Regions from separate parts of the Homo sapiens genome. Here regions 1 and 2 are each linked to region 3. Evidence: read pairs that join two places in POLR2A ChIA-PET (ENCODE). Cell type or tissue: B cell. All regions are shown on one strand.

What was found. Peaks named below come from ENCODE experiments on the same cell type or tissue, not always from the same donor. Only the 100,000 strongest peaks of a DNase experiment are listed, where the experiment ranks them.
Region 1: POLR2A ChIA-PET joins it to region 3 with 5 read pairs; 12 of 35 experiments call an interaction of 5 or more read pairs at or near these places.
Region 2: POLR2A ChIA-PET joins it to region 3 with 7 read pairs; 2 of 35 experiments call an interaction of 5 or more read pairs at or near these places.

The regions. Positions count from the first base shown.
Region 1 is chr6:42,909,562-42,913,561 of GRCh38, reverse strand. No RefSeq gene overlaps it. Among named protein-coding and RNA genes, the nearest start is that of PTCRA, 4.5 kb to the left of the region's middle. In B cell, no CTCF peak of the experiment used is centred here; a DNase peak (open chromatin) is centred at 2,221; H3K4me3 peaks cover 683 bases; H3K27me3 peaks cover 551 bases.
Region 2 is chr6:43,702,651-43,706,650 of GRCh38, reverse strand. It overlaps the pseudogene EXOSC8P1. Among named protein-coding and RNA genes, the nearest start is that of MRPS18A, 17 kb to the right of the region's middle. RefSeq lists a silencer at 3,560-3,659 and an enhancer at 2,762-3,747. In B cell, no CTCF peak of the experiment used is centred here; DNase peaks (open chromatin) are centred at 500, 1,700, 2,400 and 3,730; H3K4me3 peaks cover 825 bases; H3K27ac peaks cover 481 bases; H3K27me3 peaks cover 135 bases.
Region 3 is chr6:43,078,861-43,082,860 of GRCh38, reverse strand. The region is part of intron 1 of PTK7 (protein tyrosine kinase 7 (inactive)); the gene reads right to left. Among named protein-coding and RNA genes, the nearest start is that of PTK7, 4.5 kb to the right of the region's middle. RefSeq lists an enhancer at 1-118 and a silencer at 1,153-1,356. In B cell, no CTCF peak of the experiment used is centred here; no DNase peak of the experiment used is centred here; H3K27me3 peaks cover 296 bases.

The DNA of each region.
Region 1 (4,000 bases), 170 kb after region 3:
GAAACCCCGTCTGTACTAAAAAATACAAAAATTAGCCAGGCATGGTGGTGCGTGCCTGTAATCCCAGCTACTCAGGAGGCTGAGGCAGGAGAATCACTTGAACCCGTGAGGCAGAGGTTGCAGTGAGCCGAGATGGTGCCATTGCACTCCAGCCGGGGTGAAAGAGCGAGACTCTGGCTCAAAAAGAAAAAAAAAAAAGAGACAAGATCCTGTTATTTTACCTGGACTGGAGTGCAGTGTCTATTCACAGATGTGATTGTCAAACTCATGGCCTCAGACTACAGAGTAGCTGGGACTACAGGGGCATGCTTCCATACCTGGCCATCCTAACCATTTGTAAGCATACATTTCAGTGGCCATTCATACTGCTGTGCAACCATCACCATCATCCATCTCTAGAATTTATCTTGCAAAAATGAAACTCTGTACCGTGGCAACCACCATTCCCATTCTACTCTTTCTTTCTTTCTTTTTTTTTTTTTTTTTGAGATGGAGTCTCACTCTGTCGCCCAGGCTGGAGTGCAGTGGTGTGATCTCGGCTCACTGCAACCTCCACCTCCCAGGTTCAAGTGATTCTTGTGCCTCAGCCTCCCAAGTAGCAGGGATTATAGGCAACTGCCACCATGCCCGGCTAATTTTTGTATTTTTAGTAGAGACAGGGTTTCACCATGTTGGCCAGGCTGGTCTCAAACTCTGACCTCAAGTGATCTGCCCACCTCGGTCTCCCAAAGTGCTGGGATTACAGGCGTGAGCCACCGTGCCTGGCCACCAACATTCTACTTTCTATAAATGAATTTGACTACCTCATTCAAGTAGAATCATACAGTATTTGTTTTTTGTGACCGGTTCATTTCATTTAGCACATGTCAAGTTTCATCCATGTTGAACCACGTGTCAGAATTTTCTTCCTTTTTAAAGCTGAATAATATCTCATTGTATGTATAGAGCACATTCTGCTTATCCATTAATCTGTGGGTGGACACTGGGCTGCTTCCACATTTTAGCTATCACGAACATGACTTAATGATAGCTAAAGTGGTATTGACCTCAAAGGAAGAGGCTGAAGCACCAAATATCATTTAAAGAGTTTACTTGATGATGCCTGTAATCCCAGCACTTTGGGAGGCCGAGGAGGGAGGACTGCTTGAGGCCAGGAGTTCATAATGATATCCATTATGAACACAGATATCTCTTTGAGACTTTCCTTCTTTCTTTCTTTTTTTTTTTTTTTTTTTTTTGAGACGGAGTTTCGCTCTTGTTGCCCAGGCTAGAGTGCAATGGCACGATCTTGGCTCACCACAACCTCCGCCTCCCGGGTTCAAGAGATTCTCCTGCCTCAGCCTCCCAAGTAGCTGGGATTACAGTCACCGCCACCATGCCCAGCTAATTTCGTATTTTTAGTAGAGATGGGGTTTCTCCATGTTGGTCAGGCTGGTCTTGAACCCCCGACCTCAGGTGATCCGCCCGCCTCGGCCTCCCAAAGTGCTGGGATTACAGGCGTGAGGCACCGCGCCTGGCCTTGAAACTTCTTTAGTCTGGTGCCAGCCTCACTCGATTTCCGTCTGGATGGCTATTTTAATAATCCTGTGGATGGCGCTCTCCTGACGGTCCTGAGGGAACACTCTGCCTCCAGGGCTGCGCTCCCGGCCCTTGCTTTCCCAGGGCTGCCTGGAGGCCGCGGTCCCCGCGCGTTCCCAGGCACAGCCCGCGCCCAGGTGCGCGCCGTCGCGGTGGGTTCCCCCCCGGGAGGGGGAGGGAGCGGGGCAGGTGTCCCTAACGACTCTCCCACCCTCCAGCCCAGGGAGGAGCTGGCTCGGGCTCGGTTACCACATTACAGATGGGGAAAGAGCTCTCCTGCCTCTTTCAGATTGCAGGATCTTCCCAAGAACCGGAAGGAGGAAGACCCCCTCCACCCCCGCCCCCGAGCCAGCCGCCTCTATCTGCAGTAGCTGACCCTTCCGCCTGTCCGCTCCGGCTCCCGCGGGGCTCAGGCGTCCCTGGCCACCGCAGCCTGGAAGCGTTCCTTGCCTGCTCCTCACATTGGTCTCCTCTTGCTGAGATCCCCGAGTCTCCCTCGGACCCCATAGTCTTGCTGGCCCTGAAGACGCCTTGCCCTGGGCGGACGGCCTTTTAACTGGACTTGGGCGAACCTATCATTCGCTGGCCAGGACTCGTTCCCAGATATCTAATTTAATCCTCACAACCATCCCACCAGGTGTTACCGGCTAAGGAAACGGGCCCAGAAAAACTAAGTTGAAACGGCGAAGATACCCTAGCAGGCCAGTGGTGGAGCCAGCTGGAGGCGGCAGTTCAGCAGAGGGATGTGTTTACAGGGCTGTCTCTTCCAAAGCTCATTCACAAGGCTGCCGGGGCAGAGAAATGAAATAGGGGCGCCCATCTGCGTGCCTGGGGCATGGCAGGTGCTCACGCTAATTGATACCTCCCCTCCATTTTTTCTTATGTACCGGTGGAAAACCGAGGGCCCATGGAAAGCTGAGACGAGCCACGTAGGATGTGAAAAATAAAATTAAGAAAAAGTAGGCCGGGCGTGGTGGCTTACGCCTGTAATCCCAGCACTTTGGGAGGCCAAGGCGGGCGGATCACCTGAGGTTAGGAGTTCGAGACCAGCCTGGCCAACATGGAGAAACCCCGTCTCTACTAAAAATACAAAATTAGCCGAGTGTGGTGGCACGCGCCAGTAGTCCCAGCTACTTGGGAGGCTGAGGCAGGAGAATCGCTTGAACCCAGGAGGTGGAGGTTGCAGTGAGCCGAGATCACGCATTGCACTCCAGCCTGGGCAACAAGAGCGAAACTCTGTCTCAAAAAAAAAAAAAAAAAAAAAAAAAGTCCCCTTCAGGAATGCTGACAGGGGCACACCTATTTAATTTATCAAATGAAAAGCTACAGTGTTATTTATAACAAAAAAAATCACCTAAATGTTCAATGATAAGGAAATAGCTAAATAAAATATGGTGGATATGCACGATGAAATAGTATACAAGCCTAAAATGTTCATTCATTCTTTCATTCAGAACCATTTATTGGTCTCTGCCTTTTTTTTTTTTTTTTTTTTTTTTTTGAGACAGAGTCTCGGTCTGTCACCCAGGCTGGAGTGCAGTGGCACAATCTCGGCTCACTGCAACCTCCACCTCCCGGGTTCAAGCGATTCTCCTGCCTCAGGCTCCTGAGTAGCTGGGATTACAGGCGCCCACCACCACACCCGGCTAATTTTTGTATTTTTAGTAGAGACAGGGTTTCACCATGTTGGTCAGGCTGGTCTCGAACTCCTGACCACGTGATCCGCCCACCTCGACCTCCCAAAGTGCTGGGATTACAGGTGTTAGGCACCAGGCCCGACCTATTGGTCTCTGCTTTATGCCAGGAATTGGGGCTGGGGATAATCAGACAAAAAGAGATGCTCTCAGCAGTCAAGAGGGAAGAGACAGGTAGGGGACCTGGAGTGTTAACAGATACTGTGCCTAAGCAACACACTACACGCACGCACACACACACACACACACACACGCCCACACACCCAAGCATAAGTGCAGAGTTAGAGGGCGGGGTCCTGGGGGAGGGGCTCTTTCTTGTAGAGTGGGTGGGAATCAGAACAAGTGCTTTAGAAGTTTATACTTGGGGGCCGGGCGCGGTGGCTTACGTCTGTAATCCTAGCACTTTGGGAGGTGGGCTGATCACAAGGTCAGGAGATCGAGACCATCCTGGCTAAAACGGTGAAACGCCATTTCTACTAAAAATATAAAAAATTAGCCGGGCGTGGTGGCACACACCTACCCAGCTACTCAGGAGGCTGAGGCAGGAGAATCGCTTGACCCCACGAGGCGGAGGTTGCAGTAAGCCGAGCTCACACCACTGCACTCCAGCCTGGGCGACAGAACGAGACTCTGTCCCCCCCCAAAAAATTTATACTTGAGGCTTGACGCAGTGGCTAATGCCTGTAATCCCAGCACTTTGGACTTTGGGAGGTTAAGGTGGGAGGTGA
Region 2 (4,000 bases), 620 kb before region 3:
ACAACTGTCAACACAGGTTCAATTAGTACTGCAGTCGGTTCTCCTTTAGTGAAGCTGGGAAATACTACAGTAATGTGTAAGGTTAAAGCAGAGTTTGCAGCACCATCCACAGATGCTTCCATAAAGGATCTGTGGCTCCCACTGGGGCTCTGCCACCCTTGTGTTCCACTGAGATTTCAGTCTGGACCTCCTGGAGAAGAGATCCAAGCCACTAGCCAGATCACTGAAGATATCACTGAAAATTCACAGATAATTCAGAAAAGGAATTTATGCATTTCTCCAGGAAAGCGTGCTTGAATTCTATGCTATGATCTCATTCGCCTCTCTCATTTGCCTATTATGGAAGCATTTTGGATGCCTGCACATTTGCTTTGTAAGCAGCTTTTTAAAATGTACAGTTGCCTGAAGTTGCTAGAAAGAGACTATTTTAGCAGAAGTTAAGAAGAGAAGTTATTTGAATACTAGAACTTACCCAGCTGCAACTTCCTTTGCCGTGTTTGATGACACTTTGCTCATAGCTGACCTGACTGGAGAGGAGGAACATCTGGCAACTGGAATCTTAATAACAGTAATGGAAGAGGAAGCAGGCTCTGGTGTCCTCACCAAGCAGGTAAAAGTGGGCTGACTGGAGCTAGACTCCAGGACTAGATGAACCGAGCTGTTACAAGACACAAAGCTATTTAAAATGCAATGGATGAAGTAAATAGTATGAAACCCGAAGAAATGACCACCACATTTTCAAAGCAGATTTGTAAAAATTGTATTTGTTACACTGTGCACAAAACTTTTATACTATTAGCTGGGCGTGATAGTGCACGCCTGTAGTCCCAGCTACTCAGGAGGCTGGGGCGGAAGGGTTGCCTGAGCCCAGGAGGCAGAGGTTGCAGTAAGCCAAGATCTGCACTCAGACACTGTCTCAAAAAAAAAAAAAAAGAAAATTTTATACTCAATAAATATCAAACTACATTCTTCTGAAATATAGTTCTAGTATTTCTAGATGTTTCTAGTGTTTATGGTCACTTCACACATATATTATGTACAGTGAAACCATTTTTTTTTTCCTTTTCTTTCTGAGGCAGGGTCTCGCTCTGTCACCCAGGCTGGAGAGCAATGGCTTAGGCAAACCAACCCTAGTATGTTAAACCATTTCCCTGTTATTATTTAAAAACCATAGGATTGTGCTTCTCTATAAAGTGTGTACATTTAGCAGTGTAAAATACTGACACATTAAAAAACAAAAACAGAGGCCGGGTGCAGTGGCTCATGCCTGTAATCCCAGCACTTTGGGATGCCGAGGCAGGCAGATCACCTGCGGTCAGGAGTTTGAGACCAATCTGGCCAACATGGCGAAACCTCGTCTCTACTAAAAGTACAAAAATTAGCCAGGCGTGGTGGTAGTGTGCCTGTAATCCCAGCTACTCAAGAGGCTGAGGCAGGAGAATTACTTGAACCCGGGAGGCGGAAAAGCTTGCAGTGAGCTGAGATCATGCCATTGTACTCCAGCCTGGATGACAGAGCGAGAATCCATCTCAAAAAAAGAAAAAGAAAACAAAACAAAACTAAACAAAAAAAAAACAGAAAAAATAACGAGGAAGCTCTTGCTGCTCATGGTATGCTCACTAAGTAAATACAGTGCTAAGCAAATGCTGAGTAAATACAAAGCTAGGTGCAGAATACTGTGAATGGCATATTTACCAAAGAAAGGGGGAGGGTGTGGGAGTGGGGGAAGTGAAAACATGTTGATATACATTTGCTGCGTATACCTAGAATATCTCTGGGAAACCACATAAGAATCTGGTGAGGGGAGAAGGGGAGGGAGACTTTTCATTATATATACTTTCACACTCTTAAAATTTTAAAAGGCCGGGTGCGGTGGCTCACGCCTGTAATCCCAGCACTTTGGGAGGCCGAGGTGGGCGGATCACGAGGTCAGGAGTTCGAGACCAGCCTGACCAACATAGTGAAACCCTGCCTCTACTAAAAACACAAAAATTAGCCGGGCGTGGTGGTGCGTGCCTGTAATCCCAGCTACTCAGGAGGCTGAAGCAGGAGAATCGCTTGAACCCGGGAGGCAGAGGTTGGAGTGAGCCGAGATCATGCCACTGCACTCCAGCCTGGGCAACAGAGTGAGACTCCATCTCAAAAAAAAAAAAAATTAAAATATGAAAATATACCACTACAAACAAAAATGCTTTTTAAAAATCAAGATGAGGCTTAATTCTGCCTGGAGATTTATTTGATGGTAGTCCTCACCCACTGGCCCTCTTCCGAGGGCCCCATCTCCACTCCTCTCTGGCCAGTTGTCTCAGAGATAGATGCCAGCTTCCTCAAATCTTATGCAAAATTATCACTGTCTTGACTTCATCTTCACATAGTCAAGCCATGCCTTTTTCGCACAAAGGGCCCATTGCTGTGATTTCCCCACAAAAGAATCATTTCCCCAAGAGGAACCATGCCATGTCCCTAGAAAGCAGAAAGAGTGACAGTATCCTCTGTATTAAACAGCCCTGAAGTGTTTCTGCCAGGTCTGTTTCCATGCTTGCCTCTTCCGGCCTGGATTGTGGGTCTTGAGAGCAAAAACCTGTTTTATGCATCTCTGGGTCCCCGGCTTCATAGGTGATTCCAAATGCACCACATCCCTTCTTCAATGCCTGGCACAGCATGGTTCACACAGAGGACCCCTAGTAAATGTTTACCAGGTTGAGTCGCTTTGGTGAGGTGTGTGAACATGGAGAGATAAGACAGAGGGTGGAAGTTGGGCCAGATCTGGAGCAGAGCCAGAGGGTAATTAATAAAAACAGCTCACATTTATTGAGCATTTTACTACTTGCCAGGTGCTCTTCTCAATGCCTTTCTGCATTAGCTCATATAATCTTCACAACAACCCTACCAAGCAAGTTCCATTATTATCCCCATTGTACAGATGAGGAAACTGAGGCACAGAGCGACTAAGAAACAGTGTGTTGTTCAAATACTGTCATGTTCTATGGGTGCCATGATGTATCTGTGGCTAGGAAGTAGTTTTCTAGAACGTGGCTTTAAATTAGACTCACTCGGGGATCTTCTAAAACTCCTGATGCTCAGGCCACAAACTACACCAATTAAATCAGCATCTCTGGAGGATGAAATTGTCAATGGTAGTTTTTAAAGCTCCCCGAAAGATTCCAAAGCGCAACTGAATTTGGGAACTAGGGATCTGGGCCAAATCCTTTAATCCTTTATAATTAACGCACATGGAGATGTCACGGCGCAGAGAGAAGTGATTGCACAGGGGCACACAGGAGGGCAGTGGCTGAACCTCTGTCCTCCAGTGCCCAAGGTAGGTCTTCTTCTGCACCCCCAGCCCCTTCCTCCATGTTGCTGTAGGCACTGAGCTGGCAGGCTGCTAGGCCCACATGGATCTTACAGGTCTTGGCTCAAGGCTGGCTTGGAGGAAGATCCCCAGGACAGGCTAACTGATCCCCCTCATCCCAACGTGCCCCCATTCAAGCAGCTCCACAGGCTGGATGCCTTAGGGCAGAGCCCAACCTGGAAATTCTCCAGGCTTGGACACCACCCTGGATTTAGACAGAGCTCAGGGAGACTCAGGATGGGTGGGGCTTGGGGCAAAACACCACGGGAGTTGTGCCACAGTCACAGGCAAAAGAGCCGGGGCAGGCCCAGAGGCTAATTTCCCTGACCCCGCCCTGTGGGGCCTGTGTACTCCCCTCCTCCTCTCCCCACCCTCTGATGACGCACTGACCCCGGCCCTCCCCCTCAGTTCCCTCACCCCTCATTGGGAGGTGACGGAAATTCATTTCTGGCGGCCTGAGGGCTGTCAGCAACTTGTTTTCATTCTAGGGTCTGGCTGGTCCAGATAGGTCCATCCGGGCCCTATGTCACACAGGGGACACACACACAAACACACACACACACACACACACACACAAACACACACATTCACACACCCCAAACAGAACCTCTGGAGGAAAAGAAGGGAGGCACTCCAGGGGTTCTGAGT
Region 3 (4,000 bases):
TCTCCACTGGCTTTCGTTATAAAATCAGCCGTATTCTCCTCTAGGAAAAGCTGAGGTTCTGAGAGGAGCTAAACATCAGGCTGAATATTGCAGACTTCCTAGAGTCACACATTTAATGGAGAAATTTCTTGACAAAATCTAATTCAATTTAAACCCAAAGGAGGTAATATTAAAGCGTACACATCACCCCAAGGAGTGTTCGCATAAAGTGAGTTATTTAAAGCAAATCTTCAAATACTGTGCAGCATCTCAGCTCCCAATTTATACTGTTGCAACAGGAAAGCTCTGTGCCTTGAGATTCTGTATAAAGAAGGATGCCTAGGCCAGGACTTCTGGAACTCTGGGGTACAGAGTCACCTGAGCATCTTGTTAAAATGCAGATTGCAGCAGGGCACGGTGGCTCACGCCTGTAATCCCAGCACTTTGGGAGGCTGAGGTGGGCGGATCATGAAGTCAGGAGTTCGAGACCAGCCTGACCAACATGGTGAAACCCTGTCTCTACTAAAAATACAAAAAAATTAGCCTGGCGTGGTGGTGCGCGCCTGTAATCCCAGCTGCTCAGGAGGCTGAGGCAGGAGAATCGCTTGAACCCAGGAGGTGGAGGTTGCAGTGAGCCAAGATCGTGCCACTGCACTTCAGCCTGGGCGACAGAGTGAGACTCCATCTCAAAAAGAATAAATAAATAAATTGCAGATTGCGATTCTGATTCATGCTCCCAGGAATGCTGATGCCACGTGGCCCTGGGTCTTTCTTCAAGTAGCACAGTTATAGATACTCTAGGCCCCTACCCAGTTCTCTGAGGAAGCAACTTTAGCACCAGTTTTTAAGTTGCAGTCAGCTTCATACGTAGCGGTGCTTACCCACGCACAGAACTTGGAGAAAGCTAGAAGACCCACCACATCAAAACTGAGAAAAACCACCACCAAAACCAGCCAGCCCAGGATCAGGGAAGGAAGGTCTGATCCTTAATTTGGTCACCGTAGAGCAGGCGCAAGGAGGAACAGGCAACCCCAACTCAAAGAAGCTGGGGAGGGTGCAAAAGACTCCCCATGCCTAGGATGCAAGGGGATATTTAACTCCACCCTTGATCATTCTGCCCTGCACCCAAATGGTTCATTCACTTTTTAAATAAACCTATATGAGGACCTGTTATATCGGCTGGGTGCAGTGGCTCACGCCTGTAATCCCAGCACTTTGGGAGGCTGAAGTGGGCAGATCACCTGAGGTCAGGAGTTCGAGACCAGCCTGGCCAACATGGGGAAACCCCGTCTCTATTAAAAATACAAAAATTAGCTGGGTGCAGTGGCACACACCTGTAAACCCAGGTACTCAGGAGGCTGAGGTAGGAGAATCACTTGAACCTGGGAGGTAGAGGTTGCAGTGAACCAAGATCGTGCCAATGCCTCCAGCCTGGGAGACACAGGCAGACTCCATTTCAAAAAAAACAAAAACAAACAAACAACAAACAAAAAAACCACCTACATAAGAACCCATTATAAATAAGTACTGTACTAAACTCTATGGGAGAGCCCCTCAGTAAATTAAAACAAAACCCAATAGGGGCAAAAATATGGATGGTGTCGCAAGAATGACAGTCCAGAAGTTCTACAGTGTCTACCTTCTGGCAGGAGAGATAGGACAGCTTCAGGGAAGAAGAGGCGGTGGGGCTGGGCAACAGAGAGACAGGAGAAGGCAATGTACAACCGGGGACTGGCCCGAAGGAAAGAAAGGTGGGAGAAAACCAGATATGTGTTAGGAGATGGCAAATATTCCAGCTGGACTGGAATGGAGGGTCCCAGTAGGTAAAATGTCTATTGTTGGGAATGACTGTAAAGCTGAAGGAATCTTTGAAGCACACCACAGAGGGAAGACCAAGAAAGGGCTGTGTGTGTGTGTGTGTGTGTGTATTTTTTTTTTTTGAGACGGAGTCTCGTTCCGTCGCCCAGGCTGGAGTGCAGCGGCGCGATCTCGGCTCACTGCAACCTCCACCTCCCGGGTTCAAGTGATTCTCCTGCCTCAGCCTCCTGAGTAGATGGGATTAGAGGTGTGTGCCACCACACCCAGCTAATTTTTGTATTCTTAGTAGAGACGGGGCTTCACCATGTTGTCCAGGCTGGTCTTGAACTCCTGACCTCAGGTGATCCGCCTGCCTTGGCCTCCCAAAGTGCTGGGATTACAGATGTGAGCCACTGCACCCGGCCTACTTCATTATACTTAATCCTCAGCACAACTCTAGGATGTCCCTTTATAGAAGAGGCTGAGAAGCTAAGAGGTTCATCCAGGGCCACAGGGCCTGCCAATGAGTCTGAGTTGCTGCTTTGCCAGATATACTCCTTATCCCTGGGCTCCACATCCCTCAACAGAGGATCAAAAACACTGGGGGAAGATAAAAATTAAAAACAATACAACAATAAAAAAGAATACAAATTAAAGAATACAACAGTTATTTACATAGCATTTCCATTGTAATAGGTATTACAAGTAATTTACAGATTTTTTTGTTTTTTTTGAGACAGAGTCTCGCTCTGACACCCAGGCTGGAGTGCAGTGGTGCAATCTCGGCTCACTGCAAGCTCTGCCTCCCGGGTTCACGCCATTCTCCTGCCTCAGCCTCCCAAGTAGCTGGGACTACAGGCGCCTGCCACCACGCCTGGCTAATTTTTTGTATTTTTAGTAGAGATGGGGTTTCACCATGTTAGCCAGGATGGTCTCGCTCTCCTAACCTCATGATCCGCCCACCTCAGCCTCCCAAAGTGCTGGGATTACAGGCGTGAGCCACTGCATCCTGCCCTTTTTTTTTTTTTTTTTTTTGAACTCTGTCACCCAGACCGAAGTGCAGTGACACAATCATGGCTTACTGTAGCCTCAACCTGCTGGGCTCAGGCAATACTCCCACCTCAGTCTCCTGGGCAGCTGGGACCACAGGCACGTGCCACCATGCCTGGCAATTTTTTTTTTTTTTTTGTACAGGTGGAGGTCTCATTGTGTTGCCAAGGCTGGTCTTGAGCCCCTGGGCTCAAGCGATCCTCCTCCCTCTGCCTCCCAAAGTGGTGGGATAACAGGCGTAAACCTGGCCCTTAGAGATGATTTAAAGTATACAGGAGAAGCTGGGCATAGTGGATCATGCCTGTAATCCTCATACTTTAGAGCACTGAGGCAGGAAGACTGCTTGAGCCCAGGAATTTGAGGCTTCAGTGAGCCAAGATTGTGCCACTGCACTCTAGCCTGGGTGATAGAGGAGACCCTGTCTCATAACAAAACAAAACAAAAGTATACAGGGAAGTTGTGTGTACGTTATATGTAAATACGACACCATTTTATATAAGAGACTTGAGCACCCTTGGATTTTTTTTTTTTTTTGAGACGGAGTCTCGCTCTGTCACCCAAGCTGGAGTGCAGTGGCACGATCTCGGCACGATCTCGCCCAAGCTGGAGTGCAGTGGCACGATCACTGCAAGCTCCACCTCCCGGGTTCAGGCCATTCTCCTGTCTCAGCCTCCCGAGTAGCTGGGACTACGGGCACCCGCCACCACGCCTGGCTAATTTTTTGTATTTTTAGTAGAGACAGGGTTTCACCGTGTTAGCCAGGATGGTCTCAATCTCCTGACCTCATGATCCGCCCGCCTCGGCCTCCCAAAGTGCTGGGATTACAGGCGTGAGCCACCAGGCCTGGCCGCACCCTTGGATTTTGTTATTCTCAGGGAGTCCTATTCCAATTCCCTGCAGATGCCAAGGAAGGACCATACTTTATCTCCATTGCTTGAGCTCTGTCCACCACTCAATGCTGCTCTGAACACCAGGAGTTTGAGTATATCATTTGACAAGTGACAAGAAGAGCACCCTTGCCCTGCCACCATACTTCCCAACAGCTGAGAAAAGCCATCACTAATAAAAGCAACTCCTAGGCCTGAATTACAGGCTGCAGAGCCTTGAGGAATCTGCAGACAGCCTATCCCAGAACATGACGACTCAATTTCCCCAAAGAAACAAGAGCCCGGAG